Linked DNA regions of Homo sapiens: region 1 is linked to region 2. Evidence: chromatin contacts called from ENCODE Hi-C or POLR2A ChIA-PET data. All regions are on one chromosome and are shown on one strand. The core of a region is the stretch at or near the end of the contact, and the rest is flanking DNA. Distances in the headings are between cores, read along the strand shown.

Region 1 (4,000 bases), core at 336-2,835, 37 kb before region 2:
TCACACTCTTCCACATGCATTAACCACAGAGTGAGTGACACGTCTTACTATGTCTACAAAAGGGACCTCCAGCTGCCACTGACCTGTTGTATGTCTTTGACGTTGTGTATTTCAGGATTCTGAGAAACGAACCCCTCTTCATGTGGCCGCATTTCTGGGAGATGCAGAGATCATTGAACTCCTGATTTTGTCAGGTAAATAACTGCTATACTCAAAAGTCAATTGCAAATAAAAATTTAAATAACCAATTTACTAGATTGACTACTACAGTGAACCCAAGCAAAATTCCTTTGTTATGTTCATGGAAGTTTATGTGATAGGCGATTTTATCATTACACAAAGAAAAATGCAAGAAGTTGTTCTTATTGAAAAATGACTTCTCCAGTAACATTTTTATCTTGCTTTGAAAGTCTGATTCCTGGCTGTCTAGTCAGGCCCAGCATTGTAGATGAATTCAGTACATTTGGATATATTTTGATTTTTTTATTATACAAAAGGAAATAAAACTAGTTTAAAGTCTACATGAACATACACCTATACACACTATGTATAGTGAGTATATATACACACTATGTATAGTGAGTATATATACACACTACATAAACATGCTACATAAACACTATGTATAGCATGTATACACTATATACTCTCTCTCTATATATACATGCTATATAAACACTATGTATAGCATGTATACACTATATATGCTATTATATATGCACACTGTATATATGCCATATATATATGCACACCCTAGATTTATATGCCAACTAAATGTGTTTGTATATTTATATATATTTAAGTTGGGCTGCAAAACAATACTGTTATACTTATGGATACATGACTGTGACTATGTGATGAAAGCATAAAAACATGGAAGGCAAGGAACCATATTGATTTCTGGTTAGTGGTTACCTCTAAGTAGGCAGGTTAAGTAAAAAATGTCTTCAGGGAAGGCTATAAAAGAACTACTACAACTCTCTGTAAAATATTTTATGTTTAAAAATTTAGAAGGGAGTATAGCAAACATTTAAATCTGATTTGTGTTTATACTGGTCTTTGTGATGCTATTGTCTTTATTTTTCAATGTATTTTAAATATTTCATCAGATTTAAAAATGCCAGTGGTTTAATTTTTGGAAACCTGTATGCTCAGTATATCTCACCAAACAGGTTTCCAAAACCATTATATGCTTTCTCCCTTGAGTGTTTACTAGACAAATCCTGGAATGAATTGAGCATGTGCAGATGTCTCACTGTAGATTATTCACAGACAAGCTGTCTTTCTTCTTCCTCTTTTATGTTTGGGAGATTAACATCTAGAGGAAGTGCCACTGCCTACAGACTAGTCAAAAGGCCTATAGTAAGTTTTCGCCTTTGTTTGCAGTAAGGAAAGGGGAACTGTAGCATCTTAAAGTAAGCTCTGCAGAGGTAGGAGCTGAGACATGCATTCAAGCAGATGTGGTGAACACTGTGGACAAGAAACAAGAATTGTGCTGTGATGCATAAGCAACACGGCCCTTATTTTGTTGTGTTCATGTTCTTGAGGTGGGTTTCCCCAGGAAACAAGTGTTCTGTGCCTCAAAACACGTGTGCCCCACGCTCCTGATGGTCACATGGAGCTTAGGTTAGATTTCACATGGCATTTCTTGTGCTTTTGAGAATAGGCCTTTCTTCCAACAAATCTAAAGATGTCCCAGGGCCATGTTCCAAACAAATGTGTATTGTTTGGTGTTGGCACAGACTAAGGGCCAATGCACACCTGGCTGGTTGCCCTGGCAATTGCAATTTGGCCCGTGGAAAATTGTAGGCAGAATCAGTGGAGGTATAAAATAAAGAACTTTGTGGTATGACATCTATTGGTCCCCATCAGCTATACCCGCCTCTTTTTTATTTTGTATTTTATTTTATTTATTTATTTATTTATTTTTGAGACGGAGTCTTGCTCTGTAGCCCAGGCTGGAGTGCAGTGGCGTGATCTCAGCTCACTGCAACCTCTGCCTCTTGGGTTCAAGCGATTCTTCTGCCTCAGCCTTCCGAGTAGCTGGGACCACAGGCGCGTGCCACCACGCCTGGCTAATTTTTTGTATTTTTAGTAGAGATGGGGTTTCACCATGTTAGCCAGGATAGTCTCGATCTCCTGACCTTGTGATCCGCCTGCCTTGGCCTCCCAAAGTGCTGGGATTACAGGTGTGAGCCACCGTGCCCAGCCCACCCACCTCTTAAATGTTGTATTAATAGACCTCTCAGAGTCTCAGAGGAATGTTTCATGAATGTACAAATTCAGAACTTTGTCTTATATGCCAACTTTGTGTTGTTGTTGTTGTTTCTACATCTGAAAGGGGAGATTTTAATTCTGCAGCATGAAGTCAACCAGTCTCTTTTTTTTCTTGTATCTGGGGCCAGTGATTGTTTGACAAACATGGTTTCACATCACCTTCACAAGGGCATAGAATCCACCAGCCTCTCTTCAACTCTGGCTGATTTAGTAGAGCTGGGAGAAGCTGTTGCATATATTTTAATCTATTCACTTGTTTGGTCTTGGAATTTCTGAGCTCTTAATCTCTTTAGCATAATTTTGGTTCAATGTGCTATGGAAAATTTCCTCCTCCCTCTCATCAAATTAAGAAGACTTAGGGCATGGGGAGCATTGGGAAAGTTTTCTTTTTTAGCAATTTTATTTACCTGTGGAAGCTGAGGCAAACTCTTGGAATTCACTTGACTTTTATTTTCCCAAAAAGTCCTTTACTCAATTTATATATTAAGTTCATAATATTGCAAGAGCATGATGATTTTATCTCTGAGCTTGTGTCTGGCAGCTGAGCCTTTAGGGAATCCAACCAAACTGTTTCCTAATTTAATAATGAATGAGGTGCTAATGATTACCATGTTGGACAAATAATTCGGCCTTGCCAGAACAGCCCATTATAGCTGTGTTCTCCATTGTTGTATTAACCTACAGAGCATGGTGTAACCCAAGCTTGCTAAATTCCTGCTGGCATTATCTCCTGTTAGCCAGGTGGATAGAACCCTGAATGCCTCTGAGCAGACAGGGAAGACAAGGTCTTGGCGAAGAATTCAGCCCTTGGAAATTTCACTTTCTTACAACTGCCAGTCCAGGGTCTGGCTTTATTTCCCTCCTGACTCTAGCTTCTGTTTGGGAACTGGTCGAATCTGGATTAAGTCAGAGAGATCAGTGAGAACCAATCAGTGGCTAAGAGTTAAGATACTGGGGTTGAGATATAGAAAGCAGAGTGCACAGAAAAAGGACCACAGTAGAAATATCTTACAAAGGCTAGGTGTGGTGGCTTAAGCCTATAATCCCAACACTTTGGGAGGCTGAGGTGGGAGGATCACTTGAGGTCAGGAGTTCAAGACCAGCCTGGCCAACATGATGAAACCCATCTCTACTAAAATTACAAAAATTAGCTGAATGTGGTGGTGGGTGCCTGTAATCCCAGCTACTCAGGAGGCTGAGGCAGGAGAATCACTTGAGCCTGGGAGGCAGAGGTTGCAGTGAGCTGAGATCGCACCACTGTACTCCAGCCTGGGTGACAGAGTAAGACTCCATCTCCACTATTCACAATAGCAAAGACTTGGAACCAACCCAAATGTCCAACAATGATAGACTGGATTAAGAAAATGTGGCACATATACACCATGGAATACTATGCAGCCATAAAAAATGACGTGTTCATGTCCTTTGTAGGGACATGGATGAAATTGGAAATCATCATTCTCAGTAAACTATTGCAAGAACAAAAAACCAAACACCGCATGTTCTGACTCATAGGTGGGAATTGAACAGTGAGAACACATGGACACAGGAAGGGGAACATCACACTCTGGGGACTGTTGTGGGGTGGGGGGAGGGGGGAGGGATAGCATTAGGAGATATATCTAATGCTAAATGACGAGTTAATGGGTGTCGCACACCAGCATGGCACATGTATACATATGTAACTAACCTGCACATTGTGCACATGTACCCTAAAACTTAA
Region 2 (3,572 bases), core at 153-2,652:
TTAAATTTTAGAGTTCACTATAATTTCCTAAGTTAAAACTTATTAAGCTAGTTGGGCAAAATTAGGAAAAATGAGATGACTTAGAGGAAAAGCAGGTAAGGATGTGATATAAAGGATCATAAAATCACAGGCTTAGGTGGGCGTGGTGGCTCACGTCTGTAATCCCAGGCACTTTGGGAGGCCGAGGTGGGCAGATCACCTGAGGTCAGGAGTTCGAGACCAGCCTGGCCAACATGGTGAAACTCTGTCTTTACTAAAAATACAAAAATTAGCCAGGAGTGGTGGCAGGTGCCTATAATCCCAGCTACTCAGGAGGCTGAGGCAGGAGAATCGCTTGAACTCGGGAGGAGGAAGTTGCACTGAGCCAAGATTGTGCCATTGCACTCTAGCCTGGGTGACAGAGCGAGACTTTGTCTTAAAAAAAAAAAAATTCACAGGCTTGACAGAGAAGACCTGGGAAAGTCACAGTAATATAGTAACTTTCTGGGCTTACGACAAAGGTATGCTTGAACCATCAGGTTGTCACTGAAGTCAAAGTACTAGGGAGTATCATTTTACATCCTGGTTCATGTTACTAATAGGGGGTCATGGCCAGCAGCATCACTTCTATTAGTAAATCTTAGAGAGTATTTAAAAAAGACAAAAACCAGGTTTAGTTCAGATTTTAAGCTGATATTCCAGGTCAATCTGGCAGTTCCTATTTTTAGTTGACCCATACTTCTACTTCTCAAAATTCTGATATTAGTCAGTTTCCTTGGACCTGTATTTTTCTCATCTATAAGAATTTCGGACCACATACACTTGAATTATTAGTGGCACTGAGTTATGTCTTAGTCACTTAAGACATAAAACAAAGAAGTCATTTGACATTTGGATGGAAGACCAGCCAGTGGAATTATGCTTAGCAAGCAAAATATCTGCAGCAAAGCAAAGGAAATTTATATGCATTCCAGTGAAGCTATAGGGAAAAGAAATCCTAACAAGTTTCCAGTGAGCCAAGGAAGGTAAAACAGAAATTAACCGTGCAATACCCATTATTTCTAATTTGAAATATGTGCTATGCCTTTGACATTCATTTTATTGAAAAGGCCACCGTGTTTTATTTTGCTGAATGTAAATAAAGGGGGTCGGGGGGAGTGACCCTAGTCTCTTTCGAGCACGTCTCTTATGCCACTGTATTTCTCAACTGTTTTTCAGAAATAATGTCCACCCCCCTTTAAAAACAAACAAAACTTTTAGAAACAAACAAAACTTAAACAGCTTGGTTCCCTTTTAGAGCAACTTCAAGCTCCAGAGACAAGGTTGGAGGGAAAACAACTTTTCTCCTTCTAAGCACTGCCTTCCCCGCAGGTTCATCCCTGTGCGTCAGGCCATGCTGGTCATCTCTATGACGCATCTCCTCTCTGTCCTGCTGGCATGCTTACAACAGTCCCAGGGGACTGCTGGCAGCTTTGGCCTCTGCAAGAGCCATGTGGGCTGGAAGAATTCCATGTCCTGCCTGGATATTCTTGCTAGACTTTTTTTGTTTATTTGTGTTTTTGTTGTTGTTGTTGTTGTTGTTGTTGTTGTTTTTTAAGACACTTTCTCACTCTGTTGCTCAGGCTGGAGTGAAATGGGGTGATCTCAGCTCACTGCAACATCTGCCTCTCGGGTTCAAGCGATTCTTGTGCCTCAGCCTCCCAAGTAGCTGGGACTACAGGTGTGCCACCATGCCCAGCTAATTTTTGTATTTTTACTAGAGATGGGGTTTTGCCATGTGTTGACCAGGCTGGTCTCAACTCCTGGCCTCAAATGATCTGTCCACCTTGGCCTCCCAAAATGCTGGGCTAACAGGTGTGAGCCACCGTGCCCTGCTGTTGCTAGACTTTTGAGTTGGGGGAGACCTAAAAGAGACCCTGTCTCTTATCCTCTGTGGTCAGGGGATCTTTGTTTCAGAACCTCTCTCATTCTTGGTTGTCCTGGCATCTTGCTTATGGATTGGGTGGGGTCCAGGGGCCTGAATTGATAAGGATATAGTGGCTATAATATGTAGCCTATTATATATAATGATAAAGCTAAGTGATAATGATAAAGCCAAGTGTTCATAGTGTGCCAGGCACTTGGCTAAACACCACTTATAAAGCCTTTCAACCACCCTATGAGAAAAAGGTACTATGATTATCTCCATTTCAAAGATGAGGAAGCTGAGGCAGAGAGGTTGTCACTTGTGTCTGGATAAATGGCCAGTATGTTGAGGAATAGGGATCTGAACACAGGAAGTCTGACATCAGAGACTGAACTCTCAACCACCACGCTTATAAACATGACCTCCAGAAACCAATGGTGTTTTAAAAAAATTCCTTTTAAAATTGAATTCTGTTTACTCTGAGAGTCACTTATATTTGAAATAGAGTTTTCCCTGTAAAAGGATGCTTTGGTATTCTCTTATCTCAACTGACAATTTTTTTGCATTCATAACACATGTGAGAACTGTGAATTCTTCCATTTGACATTTTTTAAAATGCCCTTGGGGAGAAGAAAAGGAAGTTCTTTTTTTACCTCCTGTTTGTTGGCTTCCTTCTGGGAAGAATCTTGGGCTGTTGCTGGGACACTCCCTCTCCAGAAGCTCATGCCCCTAGGGCCTGGTGTCAGTCCCCCCAGAGTGGGACATCACCTAGCAGGAGCCCCTCTGTCCTCCAGGACCACATGGGCACAGCATTTGGCTCCCTGAAGCAACTAAACATGCTACTGAGGAATGTTCTTTGTATTTATTTGTTTTGTTAAATTGCATTGGTGTTTGGACTTTGAATAGTTTTCTCTGCTTCTCTGACTGCTCTCCAGTCAGGATTACTAGTTTTCATAACTTTGTTTTTCCAGAATCATCCAGCTTTAGTAAGACAATAATGAAAAAAAAAACCCCACTCTTTTTTAGTTAGTAAGCAAAGACTACCTCTGCTATCCAATCACATTGTTTGTTGTCTGAAGCTGTGTTGTCACAGCAATAGAGGGAAAGCAACTGACCAAAGACAGCATCTGGTGTCTGAAGGCATTTGACCTCACCATTGGCCCTAGGCACCCCCCTCAGATGCCGTCCAGCAGGTTACACAAGTTCAAAAATGATGTTTTCTTCACAGAAGCTTTAAAAATAAATAGAGTTTGAAAAGGAAGAGTCAAGTTGTAGGTTAGGATGAGTCAATGTGAGATTTTTGACCCTTTGGCTCACAATCCTTCCAAGGCAACTTAATAAGCTGATCATTCTTGTTTGTGCAATGAAAAACTAATTTCAGATGAATGCTTAGAGGATACTAATTAATTATCCTTTCTGACATGCTCTGCATACTTCTAAACTGGCAAATGTTTATTTTCCTCACTGGTTGTCAATGATCAATCTCCAATATTTAACTTGCAACCTTCAAATGACAAACGGTAAAGAGATTTCATTTGCATTCCAAGCAAGTTTTAAAAATTTTCAAATGAAAATGGCAAGGTTTGTGGAGTAATTGTAAGATAGAAATGCACTTATCTAGAGGTGCTGTTTATATAGAAAACATGTTTTCAGATAACAAATAGAGAGTCTGTCTTTTATTTTTCCA

Evidence for each region. A loop is a pair of places that touch in the nucleus more often than their neighbours do. ChIA-PET counts read pairs that join two places held with the same protein, here RNA polymerase II (POLR2A). Pooled maps may share reads with other maps.
Region 1: a loop to region 2 is called in a map of CD4-positive, alpha-beta memory T cell, with 2.0 times the contacts of the local background. The contact joins two enhancer-like sites. A Hi-C loop is called at or near these places in 5 of 168 maps with a recorded cell type or tissue (B cell, CD4-positive, alpha-beta memory T cell, OCI-LY7 and 2 more), 3 of 37 single-sample maps with no recorded cell type and 10 of 50 pooled maps. POLR2A ChIA-PET finds 5 or more read pairs at or near these places in 12 of 52 experiments (AG04450, B cell, CD4-positive, alpha-beta T cell and 8 more).

Annotation. Positions count from the first base shown.
Region 1 is chr2:197,143,221-197,147,220 of GRCh38, reverse strand. ANKRD44 (ankyrin repeat domain 44) reads left to right here. Exons shown (of 28, transcript NM_001195144.2): 3 at 116-194. Among named protein-coding and RNA genes, the nearest start is that of ANKRD44-AS1, 53 kb to the left of the region's middle. RefSeq lists an enhancer at 1,454-1,613. Within about 2 kb of position 1,585, at least 8 of the 41 ENCODE cell types and tissues checked have a DNase peak (open chromatin) inside an H3K27ac peak, as active enhancers do.
Region 2 is chr2:197,106,840-197,110,411 of GRCh38, reverse strand. All of the region lies in intron 9 of ANKRD44 (ankyrin repeat domain 44), which reads left to right. Among named protein-coding and RNA genes, the nearest start is that of ANKRD44-AS1, 89 kb to the left of the region's middle. Within about 2 kb of position 1,402, at least 11 of the 41 ENCODE cell types and tissues checked have a DNase peak (open chromatin) inside an H3K27ac peak, as active enhancers do.